Regions from separate parts of the Homo sapiens genome. Here region 1 is linked to region 2. Evidence: chromatin loops called from intact Hi-C (ENCODE). Cell type or tissue: B cell. All regions are shown on one strand.

Evidence for each region. Hi-C counts contacts between places; a loop is a spot of excess contacts. Peaks named below come from ENCODE experiments on the same cell type or tissue, not always from the same donor. Only the 100,000 strongest peaks of a DNase experiment are listed, where the experiment ranks them.
Region 1: a loop joins it to region 2, with 9 times the contacts of the local background. A loop is called at or near these places in 12 of 110 quality-filtered maps.

What each region holds. Positions count from the first base shown.
Region 1 is chr6:4,152,573-4,160,572 of GRCh38, reverse strand. ECI2-DT (ECI2 divergent transcript) reads right to left here. Exons shown (of 4, transcript NR_103764.1): 3 at 5,580-5,732; 4 at 3,188-5,092. All of the region lies in intron 2 of LOC124901246 (a long non-coding RNA gene), which reads right to left. Among named protein-coding and RNA genes, the nearest start is that of ECI2-DT, 21 kb to the right of the region's middle. In B cell, CTCF peaks have their summits at 4,309 and 4,509 (motif pointing right); a DNase peak (open chromatin) is centred at 4,522; H3K27ac peaks cover 1,276 bases; H3K27me3 peaks cover 637 bases.
Region 2 is chr6:4,207,342-4,215,341 of GRCh38, reverse strand. No RefSeq gene overlaps it. Among named protein-coding and RNA genes, the nearest start is that of ECI2-DT, 75 kb to the right of the region's middle. In B cell, CTCF peaks have their summits at 4,331 and 4,542 (motif pointing right); DNase peaks (open chromatin) are centred at 4,541 and 5,961; H3K4me3 peaks cover 1,142 bases; H3K27ac peaks cover 1,902 bases.

The DNA of each region.
Region 1 (8,000 bases), 55 kb after region 2:
CTGGAGAAAGCAACTGTGGCTGTGCATCTTGGCATTTCTAAGACGTAATCCAGTGCCTGTCCCATGACATGCTTTCAATTAACATTTCTTAAAACATGCATCAAAGAAACATTGAAAAATATGAGATAATACCATGGAAAGAGGCTACAGACCCACAGTATGAGTCCGTTCTCACATTGCTGTAAAGACATACCCGAGCCTGGGTGATTTATGAAGAAAAGAGGTTTAATTGGCTCACAGTTCCACAGGCTGTACATGAAGCATGGCTGGGGAGGCCTCTGAAGACTTTCAATCATGGCGGAAGGCGAAGGGAAAGGAGGCCACGTCTTACATGGCGGGAGCAGGAGGAAGACAGCGAAAGCAGGAGGTGCTACATACTTTTAAACAACCAGATCTTGTGAGAACTCACTACCAAGAGAACTGCAAGAGGGAATTCTGCCCCCATGATCCAATCACCTCCCACCAGGCCCCTCTTCCAACATTAGGAATGACATTCCACGTGAGATTTGGGCGGGGACACAAATCCAAACCTTATCACCCAGGAAGTGTAAAGTGGCTTGCAAGTCCACTGGATGCAGAAGATGAGGCCTCTGAGGAAGTCCCGGTCAGCATCGCACAGCAGCCCAGAGCAACCGAGGGTACTCACAGAGGCACCAAAACAGACTGAGTTTGTTCAGTTTATGTTGTTTAAAGAAGAGAATGTCTATTTTCAAGATTTTCATTAAAATTGTTTTAAAATTTTATATGCCGTCTCTATAAATATAAATTTCCTTCTGTGATTTCTGTGAAGCTGCAATCTCTGGATTGTCTTCTATGTTTATTTTGAATGAGGGAATGCGACAAGCCTTTATCACGTGCCAATTATGAGGCAGGAATGGTGCTGGGCGCCAAAACCATCAAGACGTTCACAGCTCTCAGACACCAGCGATCAAATCAGAATCACGCTGTCAGTGCTTTGGTAGAAGCACCCAAAGGGACTTTGAGAGCAGAGGAGAGAGAATTCTCAGTCAGGCTGGGGCATCTGGAATCTTCCAGAAGCTGCATTGTGGAGGGTGAGAGGTGAGTTGATTTGGGGTTTTTTATTACAGCACAGAATCTGGCTCTGACGAACTCAGGCAAGATGGAACCACATTTGAAAGAATCTATGAAGACAGACTTGGCAAAGGCAGGAGTCACGGCAAATCAAGGGATCTGGCTAGCAAGGACTCACAGGTAACCCAGCTGGAGCTGCAGAGCTGACTGAATGAGCTCCTCGCACTTCATGTCTTTTTTTTATGTCACTTCGGTCACATTTCCAAATCCCAAGATGAGGATCCAGGGGCCTGGGCTGAATGACACCCCTTTCCTTTGGCCAGGAGAGGACAGAGGGTGTTACTGACACCCCCACAGTGTGGCACAGGATGGTGGAGAGAAATGTTCCCTGAAGAATAAGGAGAAAGAGACGCTGATAGTAAAATAAGAAATGATCAGTAAAGTGAAAATTAGTTAAGTGAGGAGGTAGGGAAGAACATTGCAATTTTATGGAAATACAGTTGCTTATATGATTGGAGCAAAAGCCTAGTGTCAGAGAGCCATAAGAGTTAGCAAGATGAGTAGGCAGGGGTTGACCTCAAAGAACTTCCCGGGCCAGGCCACAGTCTATACCCTCTCCTGACAGACTGGAGAACCACTGGGAGGTTTGAGGCAGGAAAGAGACATAATGAGATTTGCATTTTTAAAAGATCCCTGGCAGAGATGGAACTGGATGGGAGGAGGTTGAGCTACTGGAAGCCGCTTCAGGATCTAGGGGTACAAGGTGAGCTCTTTTTTGGACACGTTGAGTCTGGTCTGAGGTTTTTCTTTTTGAGATGGAGTCTTGCTCTGTCGCCCAGGCTGGAGTGCAGTGGTGCGATCTCGGCTCATTGCAACCTCCGCCTCCTGGGTTCACGGCCATTCTCCTGCCTCAGCCTCTGGAGTAGCTGGGACTACAGGCGCCCGCCACCACACCTGGCTAGTTTTTTGTATTTTTAGTGGAGACCGGGTTTCACCGTGTTAGCCAGGATGGTCTCGATCTCCCGACCTCGTGATCCGCCTGCCTCGGCCTCCCAAAGTGCTGGGATTACAGGTGTGAGCCACCGTGCCCAGTGAGTCTGAGGTTCTTATGAGGCTTCCCAGAGTCTTCATAATCCAAATCCTACCCACTCCCAATTATAAATAACAGCAAAAAATAATAAACAATATTATTCCCTCATTCATTTATTCATCAAGCACTTAGTGACCACCTATAATGTGCAGGTGTTGGGAACATAGCACATAACAATTTCTCTCTGTAAGGACTCACAATCCAGCGCAGATAAGTGAACACAGGAATACAGCACGATAATGTTCTGCTACAGAAAGAGACTGAAGTAAATTTCCTCTTTTGCTATGAGACTTAGGTGGAAAGAAAGAGTAGTGATGATTTTAAATATTATGGTAGTCCCGAAGTCATTCTCTTGCATCCCCAAAACTGACATACTCAACTCTTCAAATATCTTTAATTTTTACATTATGAAAACATAAAATTATCCAAAAAAATTCTTCCTCCACAATTCCTTTTAGTTTCCACTAAATAGTATATTTATATTCACACATGAAGATATATTACACTGCTGAACACCAAGTAACTGAGGAGAGGTTGCAAATAGCTGGAGTAAACAGCAAATTGATTAAACCATAAGTTGATAGAAAGTTCAGACGTTGCACAAACCGTGATCGCTCTCACGACCGACACCAGTGCAGCCCTGGGAGCACATCTTAAGTCAGCAATCTGGCAACTCCCCTGTGGCCACCTGTTCCCCTTGCTGTTCTCAGTCCCAGGCTCTGGACTTCATATTCACAGGCACACACACATCCCTGCAGACATCTGTTTTCAAGAAATGGTGGTGCCAAACTCCTCCTGGGAAATGTGCTGAGAAAATTCCTCTATCCGTGAGCTGTGAAGAGCAGAAAGCAAACGGGAGGGGAGGGCCCTTCCAGCTGCCCCGCTCTTGCCCGATGGATGGCTGCCGTCCACCTGACGGCACCCATTTCAATGACAGCCGCTAACATCTTCCAATGCTTCCCTGGTGTCTTGCTGTGACAGTTAATTTTGTGTGTTAATGTGGCTAGGCTGCATTGTCCAAACATTTGGTCAAATGCTATTCTGGATGTTTCTGGGGTTTTTTTTCAATGAGATTAATATTTAGATGAGTAGATGTTGAGTAAAGCAAATGACCCTTCATAATATGGGTGGACCTCATCCAATCAGTTGAAGGTCTTAATAGAACAGAGACCGACTTCACCTGAGCAGAAAGGAATTCTGCCAGCAGCCGGCCTTTGAACTCAACGTGCAACTCTTCCTTGAGTCTCCAATGTGCCAGCCCACTTCCATCTTGCAGATTTTGGACTTGCCAAGCCTCCAAGATTTTATGGGTCAGTTACTTAAATCTGTCTGTCTGTCCCTCTGTCTCTCTGCATCTCTCTATCTTGTTGGTTCTGTTTCTCTAGAGAACCCTGACTAATATACTTGGCTCATCTTCAGCTGTGTGTCCAGATGTTTTGCCCCCAAGACCTGTAGTCAGCCTCTAGGGCCTCAATCCCAGCACGGTTTCTGCACCTGCCGCGCCGTGGTGTGGAAGGAAAGGTGAGAAGAAGGTGGGCTGCAATGGCACAGCAGTGCTGGGCAGGAAACCTCACGCTCAGGCCTTATGTGAGCCTTTCTGCCCCTAATGCCCTCCTCAACCCGTCTATGAGAATGTGAGGCTTCCAATTGTGCTGCACTTAATTTGAAAGATTGGCAGAGCAAGACTGTACCAGAAAGTTCCCATTGAACCCTGGCCATCGACGCAGCCCCTATAAGGGGTCAAGAGCGTGCCAGCCCCTCGCCCCTCTGCATTCATCAGCATTGGTTGAGTACATGCTGTGACTGACCGGTGTTGGTACAATGGGCACAGAGATTAATAAGACACAGCCACTGCCCCCAGGGAGCCAGAATTTCATGTCCCTTTTCTTTTATTCTTCCACAAAACTGGAAACATCATCCAGACATGAGAATTTCAAGATTTTTAAAAAAAATCCTTTCAGAAACCACTTAAAGGGAAAACCTACTGATCACCAACTGAGGGCTGAATTTTGACAGCCCCTAACATCCAGGTGACTATACCCAGGGGCATAACGGAATTCAAGTGCTAAGGAACCACAGGCATTTTAAAGATAAATTTAGTGGCATTTTTAGGCACTGTTCTTAAGCCTGTCTGTTCTACTCCCTGAATTGGGGGCATAGCTTTTAGGTTCTTGAAAGTGAGGCTACATCCATTACAGGTCAGATTCTTAAAAAGGGATATGCATAAGAGTTTATAGAGTTTTAAAATATATATGTTTTTAAATTGTAGCCAAAATAGAGCACTCAGAGGTAATTACAGGCTTCCTTTAGAAGCAAACGTGGTTCAAAACTTCTTTCCCAGGAGGCTGTGTAGTTGTATTCACATTGTCGTCACTAGGTGGCAGCAGAGGGACTTCTGTGACTTTCAACCATTGGCTTTGGAAGGGATGGCGGAGGGGAGGCAGCTGACTCAGACTTCATTTTAGTGTAGGTGAGTGTGCGGCGTTTTCTCTGGGCAGCAACTATGTTAAACCACCATGGTACCTATTAATGTCAAATAAGTACCCCACAGTATAGAATTGATTTTAATACATCATTATCAGTATGTGGCCAACAGGGAAATTTGCTAGATCTCAGATGCACTTTGTCTCCATTGTGTGGCCTTTCCTTGGTGTTTTTGAATAGTAGAGATAATCTAGTTTTAAAGCTGGTACTTTTGTGAATGTGTACTTTCATACTCCATGTCTCAGGTACCCCTAGAGGACTCACTTAGAATATTAAGTGAATAATATAGAATAACCCCAGGAGTATTCACTTCTCTCTTCTCAGGCTGCCTTGGTGCAGACAAATATATTGTCCCCAACTTCCTGCCTTGTGCCCCAAGAAGTCTTACTAAAATGGTACATATGGAAACAGCAGAATGTGACTCTGTTCTCTGTGTCTGGAAATGAATGGATCAACCCCCAGTTAGGGATGCTGTAGAGATGTTTCCTGGATTGAGAAAGATAAATATTAAATTAAAAGGTGACCGAAGTTCCTTCTAATTCTAGGATTCCATTACTTATAAACATATGGCAATTACAATAAACTAGCGCTCCACAGTAACTCCCAATGAGCCCGCTTTGGGGATACCCTCCTTAAGACACGTTCAGATCATGCAGTAGCTACAGTTTATACCACTCAGCCTTGAGCTAGAGGAGCTGCTCCACCAGCCCCTTCCTCTGTTTTCTGCCCCTGCATGGGCCCTTCCTCCACGGCCTTTATCACTGCATGGTCTTACATTTACTCGGGTGCTTGTTGCATCAATGTCTACCTCCTATCCTTCACTGAAAGGTGCAAAGGACAGAGACTAGGTCTGTCTGTGCTCAGCACTGTATCCCCAATACTTCACAGAGTAGGAGCACAATTGTTGAATGAATGACTGCATGCCAGTCCCCCTTGGGACTATCACTTTTCAGAATGGAAACCATCTGCAGACCTGGGCATCTTCATGTCCATTTCTCAGTTTCTGAGCTGGTTCTGGCTTTCTGCAGCTCAACCTGGTGCTCACAGGAGAGCTTGAGAACTCTAGAGAAGCAGGTGATTGGCCCTCTGAGTAAGGTTCCTTCCAGCAAAGTTTACACCGTTTGACCTGCCAAAACAAAGACTTGACTTGAACTGTCCCATCACATTGTAATTCCAGGGTCTTGGGCTGCCCCTCCCATTCAGAAGAGAGTTCTTTATGTCTGCAATAGACCCACATCCCTCTCCATCTTTAACTAGAACCATCAGAACACTGCCACTTTTGTTCTGCTTCCAAAATTCCCAAAATGGGTGATTTTGCCCCCAAAGGACTCACATACCAGTGTAGCCCTAGTGGGAAGCAGGACGGAGGGCGTCTCCCAGGCATATCAGACAGCACAGGGGGAAAGGATGCCAACACATGTTAGGATATGACCTGATGTGACCTAATATGACCCTTGACAGGTTCTTACTTCACATGTTGGCTTTAGTTTCTTCGTCTGTAAAAACAGAAGGTTTGGTCAGATAGCATCTCAAGTCTCTTCCACTCCTGAAAATCTGTAATTATGCCTGGGTCATGTGGCTCAAGGGCAACTACCCCATCCCAGGTGAAGATATCCCATTTCTAGACACACTAGTTTGAAGCCTGCTTCAGTAGATATATTTCAATCCCCAAAGAAACTATAAAATGATAGGAGCTTTTCCCTAGATTTTCTAACCTTCTCCTTAACACATTATGGCTGAATCTCTTACAGATGTTTCCTGACAGATCATAGTGAAATTACCTCTCAAGAATGATAACAATCAAATGGAACTTTGTCATTTTTTAATTTAACATTCACTATTTGGAGTTTCCTCAAGGATTTCCAGAGGCCTACATGATTATGGCACAATGGGTAACTTTTCTGGGGCCCGATTTTAGTAGCAGATGCTACGCTGAGCCGCTTGGCCAATCGATGGGCCTGCCCACCTCCAGTCTCCACAGGGAGACGCAGCCCTGTTTTTCTCTGCTTCCCTTAGCATACTCAGCGACCATCATGAAGTGATAAAAGTTTCACTTCTTTAATGAAAACAGCACCCAAAGAGAGTCTAGTGTTTATGTTGGTGACGAACGTTGAAAGAAAGTGAATAGCTGTAAGAAAATGACAGTTCTTCCAGAAAGTGGAAGTTTTAGCTAATTATGGCATGGTAGTAGCTCTAGTCTTTTAAGGGAAAGAGAGTGTGTGGGAAATCCCTCAGTATTTTTTTTCTCTCCTTCTTCTCCACTCTCTGGTGCCCCAACCCTCAGGCAAGCCCACAGCAGGCTCGGTGCAGCAGCAAAAGAGGCCAGCAACAGGAATCTGCAGGAGCTACAGCTCTGAGGGAGAGAAACCTTGCTCTCAGTTCAGAAGAACCGCAGCTCCAAGAAGGTGCCACAAACACTGTTGCCTCTCTGTCTTCCTCTCTCTCTCTCTCACCCTCTCTCTCCCAGCACTGCTGTAAGGCAGTCACAGAAGTGGGTAGTTACTGGCTGGACAACCATAAAATAAAGCCTCAGGGAACCAGAGGTGCTAAGGAGAGAGCAGAGAGAGAAGAGTTTGGGAAAGCATACAGCATTATCCCCAGAGAAGTAAAAATAAATAAATAAATAAATAAATAAATAAAATAAGAGTGTCTGGGAAAGGAACTCCATAAAGAGGTTTATGAACTCCTGGCTAACCCCTGGCCTGAGCATGTCTAAATCTGATCCTAATTGGCATTCAAAAGACCTTGAGGACTGAGCTTAAGAGACAGGTCTCCCCAGGTTCCAGTCTGACCTTTTAGGTAAGGAGCACTCACGGGGGGCACCCAATTGGGAATGATCTGAGTAGCATTGAAAGGCTTTGAAAATTGAACTAACATTGGAATTGCAGCTCAGAGAAGGTGGGTTGAAATGTGAGGCCTGAACTTAACCAGGTCAAGTGCCCGCCAAAACAAAAATGTCAACATCTTCCATAGGATTTAAACAAGACCTGAAGTCTTATATATAATAATCAAAATGTTCAGGGTACACTCAAATAGTATTCAGCATATAAAGAACCATGAAAACCTCAACATGTATGGGAAAAGTCAATCAACAGATGCCAGTGCCATGATGACACCAATGTTGGAAGTATCTGACAAAGCTTTTAAAATGCTTGTATGAGCAATCTTGAACACTCTTGAAGAAAAAGCAAAAATACAAGGTATCATTAAAGAAATAGAAGATATACAGGACAAAAATCAGAAATTTTAGAGTTGAAAGCACAATAACCAATATTAAAAAAAAACAAACACATTAGCTGGGTTCAGTACCACAAAGGATGTGACAGAGGAAACAGTGAACTTGAAGATACATCAAAAAAAGAGGGAAAAAAGGTTGAAAAAAATCTAGTAGAGC
Region 2 (8,000 bases):
GGGAGGTTTCGTCCATGCTATTCTTGTGATAGTAAGTTCTCACAAGATCTAATGGTTTTATAAGGGGCTTCCCTTTCACTTGACTCTCATTCTTCTCCTTCCTGCTGCCGTGGGAAGGGACATGTTTGCTTCTCCTTCTGCCATGATTGTAAGTTTTCTGAGGCCTCCTCAGCCATGCTGAACTGTGAGTCAATTAAACCTCTTCCCTTTATAAATTATCCAGATGGGTATATCTTTATTAGCATCATGAGAACAAACTAATACAGTAAATTGGTACTGGGTACTGGGCAGTGGGGATAATGTAAAGATACCCCAAAATGTGGAAGTGACTTTGGAACTGGGTAACAGGGAGAAGTTGGAACAGTTTGGAGGGCTCAGAATACGACAGGAAAATATGGGAAAGTTTGGAACTTCCTAGAGACTTGCAGGGCTCAGAAAACAGGAAGATTTGGGAAATTCTGGAACTTCCTAGAGACTTGTTGAATAGCTTTAACCAAAATGCTGATAGTGATATGAACAATAAAGTCCAGACTGACGTGGTCTCAGATAGAGATGAGAAACTTGTTGGGAACTGGAGCAAAAGTGACTCTTGTTATGCTTTTGCAAAAAGACTAATGACATTTTGCCCGTGCTCTAGAGATCTGTGAAAATGAACTTGAAAGAGATGATTTAGGATATCTGGCAGAAGAAATTTCTAAGCAGCAAAGCATTCAAGAGGTGACAGAGCATAAAGTTTGGAAAATTCACAGCCTGACTATGCAGTAGAAAAGAAAAACCCATTTTCTGGATAGAAATTCAAGCTGGCTGCAGAAATTTGCATAAGTAATGAGAAGCCAAATGTTAATTTCAAGACAATGGGGGAAATGTCTCTAAGGCATGTCAGAAACCTTTATGGCAGCCTCTCCCATCACAGGCCCAGATGCCTTGGAGGAAAAAATGGTTTCGTGGGCTGGGTCCAGGGCCCCCTGCTGCATGCAGTCTAGGCACTTGGTGCCCTGTATCCCAGCCACTCCAGCCATAACTAAAAGGGGCCAAGGCAGTACAGTTTGGGTCACAGCTTCAAAGGGTGCAAGCTCTGAGCCTTGGCAGTTTCCACATGGTGTTGGTCCTATGGATGCACAGAGGACAAGAATTGAGGTTTGAGAACCTTTGCCAAGATTTCAGAGGATGTATGGAAATGCCTGGATATCCAGGCAGAGGTGTGCTGCAGGGGTGGAGCCCTCATGGAGAACTTCTGCTAGGGCAGTACAGAAGGGAAATGTGGGGTTGAAGTCCTCAAACAGAGTCCCCACTGGGGCACTGCCTAGTAGAGCTATGAGAAGAGGGCCATCGTCCTCCAGACCCCGGAATGGTAGATCCACTGACAACTTGCCCCATGAGCCTGGAAAAGCCACAGACACTCAATGCCAGCCATGAAAGCGGTCAGAAAGGGGGCTGTATCCTGCAAAGCCACAGGGGCAGAGCATCCCAAGGTCATGGGAGACCACCTCTTGCATCAGCATGACCTGAATGTGAGACATGGAGTCAAAGGAGATCATTTTGGAGCTTTAAGATTAAATGACTGCCCTATTGGATTTCAGACTTGCATGGGGCCTGTAGCCCCTTTTGTTTTAGCCAATTTCTTCCATTTAGAATGGATGTATTTACCCAATGTCTGTATCCCCATTGTATCTAGGAAGTAACTAACTTGCTTTTGATTTTAGAGGCTCATAGGCAAAATGGACTCACCTTGTCTCAGATGAGACTTTGGACTTAGACTTTTGAGTTTATGCTGGAATGAGTCAAGACTTTGGGGGACTGTTGGGAAGGCATGATTATGTTTTGAAATGTAGAAAGGAAGTAAGATTTGGGAGGGGCCAGGGGCAGTATGATATGGTTTGTCTGTGTCCTCACCCAAATCTTATCTTGAATTGTAGTTCCCATAATCCCCACATGTCATGGGAGGGACTCAGTGGGAAGTAATTTAATAATGGGACAGTTTCCCACAAGCTATTCTCATAATAGTTAAGTTTTCATATGATCTAACAGTTTTATAAGGGGCTTCCTCCTTGACTCAGCTCTCATTCTTCTCCTTCCTGCCACCATGTGAAGAAGGACATGTTTGCTTTCCTTTCCACTGTGATTGTAAATTTCCTGAGGCCTCCCCAGCCATGCTGAATTGTAAGTCAATTAAACCTCTTTTTTTTTTTTCATAAATTATCTAGTCTCAGGTACGTCTTTATTAGCACTATGAGAAAAGACTAATACAAGGATGTTATATGTCATGGTGATGTTTTATCAGGCAGCACCTTTCCTATTTTTACCACCAGAAAACACAAAATAAGCACATTATTTCTATATGGGAACAAGTTAACCCTTGTCAGAAAGTAGAAGTTATTCTTGTTCTGCCAAGTGCTTGATTTTTGCACAGAAATTCAGAAGAAAAAGCAGAGGTAGAAAGATGATGCACAGAGAAGACAGTTACAGAGACACTGAGACAGAGAAAGCGGGCTTAGGGACATGTGATGTGTTGTAACAGACACTGAAAACCAGATTCTATTTTCATGACCCTTGGCACAGACATCACACCACTAACACTGGCACCAAGTCAGAATTGTAGCTGGCTGAAGGAAATATATCAAAGGTCAGAGACACATTATTGCAATCACATTAGAGGCACATTAGAGCACAATTAGAGGCACATTAGAGTTATGGAAACCTATTTGAAGTCTTCCCACAATCCATTAGAGTGGTACACCTCCAGGCCATATCACCCCCTCATTGGCATATAAACATAATTATCTGCTTATTGAATTTGAGTATACTGAAAGCTCTGTCCCATTCTGTTTATATTTAATCAATTTTCTGCAAAGATAAAAATTATAAGAGTAGGAACTGTGTGTGTGTGTGTGTGTGTGTGCGCGCGCGCGTGTGTGTATGTGTGCCTGTTTTGCAGTAGCTGGAGGAGGAAGGTGCTAGGAATGGGATCTTCCAATGGTTCTAAAACGTGGCTGCACACTAGAATCATTTGGGAAAATTTTAAGAATCCCAATGTCCATGCTCTCTGGACTCAAACCAAGCTAGTCAGAATCTCCAAGATAGGGAGGCAGCAGTAGTATTTAAAACTCCCTTGGTGATTTGCATGCATAGCCAAGGTTGTAAACCATTGTTTCCTCTCTGTCCCACTCATCTAACTTCTTGTTCATCTCCAAAACTATAAAAGCATGCCTTACTAACTCCTATATTTTAAAATCTTCCTTTGATTGGGGTTGAGACTCGGGACTACAGATTGAGTTTCCTTAAATTCACCATGGTATAGATTATGTTCTTCTAACTGCTTATTTTATTTATTAGTTCACTTTTTTTAGAGATCAAGTCTCACGTTGTCACCCAGGCTGGAGTGTAATGGTGCGATCATAGCTCACTGCAGTCTCGAACTCCCACCTCAGCCTCCTGAGTAGCTAGAACCACAGGTGCGTTCCACCATGCACAGCTAATTTTTTTAAAACAAATTTTTAGAGATGGGGTTTCGCATCTTGCCCAGGCTGCTCTCAAACTCCTGGCCTCAAGCGATCCTCCCATCTCAGCCTCCCAAAATGCTGGGCTACAGACATGAGCCACCACACCCAGCCTATTTGTTTTAATATAATAGAGCAGTCAAATAAAAAAAAAATTGGTTTCTAAAGGTAAGATGATTGGCCTAAAGCAGGAGTCATGGCTGCATCCTCTCTGGTCGTGTGGGTCCCATTCATTCTTTGCTTTGATGTACTATTGTCTGGTGTGCCCATCTCATCTCTCCAAAGAGGCTGCAAACTCCCTGAGGCGAGGCCACATCTGCCACCTGGGTCCTTCCCTCCACTTTGCATCATGCCTCATACACAGTGGGCACTCTACGGCCTTCTGATTTCACTAGGATATGTCACTCCCATTGAATAGCAACATTTAAAAACACTTTTAAAGTTTAATGTGCTTTCCTACTGCCTCAGTACATTTTTGTTCACATTTCTAACATAATCCTGACATAACTGCCTTCTCCACACACCCCTCTTGTGGTTTTCACCATACCTTACACCACAAACTCTACCTCTCCAGAATGTTTCCCCTTGGATTGGTTTCCATGGAAACCTGTCTCTGGGGGAGAAAAGTGTGTGTTTGCTGAAGGAGAACCATAAAGGCAGGTTGCCTCCTGGTGTAAAGAAGTCACCAAGGGAGATGGAGAGGGAGTTGAAGCAGAATTGCACCAACTCTAGTGGGAAGCTAATGCACTTCATGCCAGTTCAATCCTGTAGACACAGGGAGAGATTTGAAATCCCAACTCAAGGCAGAGGCAAATTAATAGGGTTGCCTTGTCACACTGAATTAAGCCTTCCAGTTTAGAATACTCCTATTCCAGGTCACTCAGTCTTCAGTGGGTGAGGCGGGGGGCGGGGGGCGGTAGGAGGAGAGGAGACTATACTGAGATTGTCAGTGGAGAGTGAGCCAAGGTGGCCCCAAGCAAGGCATGGGGCCTACTACTTAGAACAGAGGTTGGGGTGCAGTCCCCACACATGCCCACAAGGGGTCACAGTGATTCAAAATAAGGCTATTCCTCACCGCCTTCATGAGAAAAAACAAGAAACTGCCTTAGAGCTAGCAGTCTTCAAAGATACAAGAATCTCCTTGGTACATCAGAAAACAAGCTATGAGAGGGGGTGCAGAGGCCATGTGAGCAGAGCCTCCAAGTCTACTTGAGATGTGCGTACTATTCAGTAGGAGCCACAATTTAAGATGGAATGCCATAGATGTGTTACAAGTTTACTACACAGGAACAGGGATTGGTGACAAACTTTTCAATAAGCCACTCCAGTTACATGAAGTTACTCTCCCTGTTTCTTCTGATCAATCATTTAATAAACACTCGTGAAGCTTCCACCTAACCGTACACATGCAATGTGCAAGATGCTGAGAAATTAAAGAAAGTAAAGAATATTGGAGACCTCCCCTCCAGGAGCTCAAAATCTAAATGTGGAGATCGTTTTATAACCAAAGATGGTAATGGTTGTGGGATCACTCAGCTATTGGGGTGACCTATTTATCTGCACAAGTACTCCTGAAGGGAAACAATGACTTAGAGCACTAGTGTTTATTCTCAAACAAGGGTCCACAAGAGATGTTCCTAATTTGGGGAACTATCCTAGAAAAAAAAAACCACACACTTGCCTTTAAGTGATGTCAAGGTTCATAAGCTTCACTGTGACACAAGGTCTTGTGTTGGTCTCCCAAAATTGTTATTGTTCTCCCAGCAATATTCCAATGGTCCACCAAACAAGCTGGGACTTTGGACACCAAATCAGTTAAGCCTCATTTTTTAAGCCCTTTGTACCATGTAAGGCCTGAGCACTTTAGCAAGTCAGGAGACTAAAGTTTAGAAATCAAAATTCAATTTACTATGCATAAAATAGTCAACTGGAGTGGACCTCAAATAGGTTCTAAATCTGTAACACTCAAATTCCAAGTCCTGATTTTTATATATTTTATGTATTTATCATATTAAATTATATATTATATTAAAATTAACTGGATTTTAATATAATTGACTCTGCCTCTCTTTGACCCCTTGTTTTGCTTCCTCCTTCAACTGCCTTTTCTGCTCTCCCATTCTCACAGTAACTATGACCATTTGGTCTACTATATACAATGTTTTTATTTATTTTATTTATTTCCATTTATTATTGTACTGTTGATGTTACCAAAACTCCAGAGGTTTGGTCTAGGCCCTGATTCTTGCTGCACAGAAAGCCAATCACTGAGATGCCAAGTATTGCCAAGGAAGAAGTATTAACTAGGTGCTGCAGCCAGGGAGATGGGAGCTCAGTCTCAAATCCATCTCCTTGACTTACCAAAACTAGGGGTTTATAGAGCACCGAGGAAATGTAACAATGTGTAAGAAAACAGGAACTAGGGTGGGGCAAGGAGGTGTTTGGTGCAGTGATCTGCTGAGTTTCAGTTCTTTGATACTTCCCGAAGGTCCTTTCCTGAGGAAGGAACTCATAAAACAGATACAAGTTTCAAGCTTTAACAGCAGAAGGGTGTTTCTATGTTTATCCCAAAACAACTGTCTATGGGACTATTGGGCCCATTTCATTGAGGAGATATTGCCATGGTGATACTGAAACATGTTTGTACCAAGATTTGGCTACAATAAACTTACAGGTTCTTAGCATGCCTTCTAGGGCCATTTCATCTATTTCTGAGATTCAGTAAATCCAAAGAGTGGTTGGGTATCCTTCTATCTCCTGCATCTGTGTGTTTTACAGGTGAAGCAAAGCCAAATCTACTAGATTTGAGGACTTAGCAATACATAGTTCAGGGGAAGAACCTTTTGAAGATTTTTGTGGTTGACATGAACCTACTTGCCCAACATATTCCTGAAGGCTTCCCATCTAGCCATGAGATTGGCATGGAGGGATAGTTATGGGAGTGACCTTAGGTGGTGTTATCCAAATTTCCTTCAATTCAACTGTTGAGAAATTCCATTTCATAGGAATCAGCTATAAGCAGGGGCTGCACAAGTGAAAGAATATATTGACTACTGCGTAGGAACTGTAAGTTCTTGCCACCTGATTCTTAGAAGAGTTGCACTTATTAATTTGGAAGGAAAGTCTGGCCCTCACCAAATCACCCCATTGGTAATAACTGGAGGAAAAAAGAGAAAGAAAATAATGATAAAGATAATAGTAGAACTCTCATTTGGCCAGTCATACTTATTGCAGGCCTACTCTATGCCAGGCACTGGGTAGGTACCAGAGGCCACAGAATTGTCACTTTGGGCTGATAAGAAGGCAGAAAGTCAAGAACTGTACAGCAAGAACATCTTTAAGACTGCAGAGGCAAGGCAAAATCAGAACCCAGAATAAATGGAAGATAAAAAAGGGCTTAGAGAAGCTGGAGCTCCCTGGAGAGTGGTGCCACGGGTAACTCTGAGTATGTCCAGATGGCCTGAGGAAATGGGAGACAAATGGATAATTCTAATTCAGTGTGGCCAGTGCTATTTATAGAGGCAGGAACAGGGTGGTGTGCGAGCACAAAGAAGAGAAGTTATTCCCTCATCCTCAGGGAGAAGATAGCAAGAAAGTCATGAGTTTTGCATTTAACAGTGATGGCCCCTGATGGCCATGTGGAACCCCAGGAGGCAGATGAGACTTGCTCAGAAAGTTGCAGAGATACTGCTTGTGGCACCATGGGATCTGTCAATGGCCTGCAGAGGTGCTCAGGTGAAGGCAAACCTACTGTTTCAAACTCTTACAAAAATTGCTGTTGGATGTCCAGGAAAATAGTGTTCACAGGCAAAAAGCACAGGTTTAAAGAGGAAAATCTACATGCAAACATGGCCTAAAAGTATTTAACTCCTGGGTCTCTGCCACCACCTTTCAATTATCTGAAAAGGAATCCCTTGCTCTTTAATTACAGTGCTTTGGAGTCCACAGGGCTTTCCAATATAGTTACTTCATGTGGTTGGAATCAGGGCCCTTCCTTGGAATAAAAGTGTAATTTAAAACACTAGGAACAAGAAAGGGAGCTAGGAAAGCCATGGGGCCCCCAGCTCTGCACCCTTAGGCACTCGCTGCTGTGCCTGCTACAGAGGAGTTCAAGTAGGGGATCCATGACCTCCCCATAGAGGAAACTCTAAGGGGCAATGCTGGCCAGTTTGCTGTTTAGATTTAAATAACACATAACATTGTACCCAAGAGCCTTCCCAGGAAAAAGTAAATGAAAATCATTTTCTAAAGTCTGAAAATGGCCAGGCACAGTGGCTCACAACTGTGAGGCAGAGGCAGGAGGATCCCTTGAGCCCAGGAGTTCGAGACCAGCTGAGGCAGTATAGTGAGACCTCATCTCTACAAAAAATTTAAAAATTAGCCAGGTGTGGTGGTATGTGCATGTAGTCTCAGCTACTTGGGAGGCTGAAGTAGGAGGATCACTTGAGCTTAGGAGGTTGAGGCTGTAGTGAGCTGAGACAGTATCACTGCACTTGAGTCTGG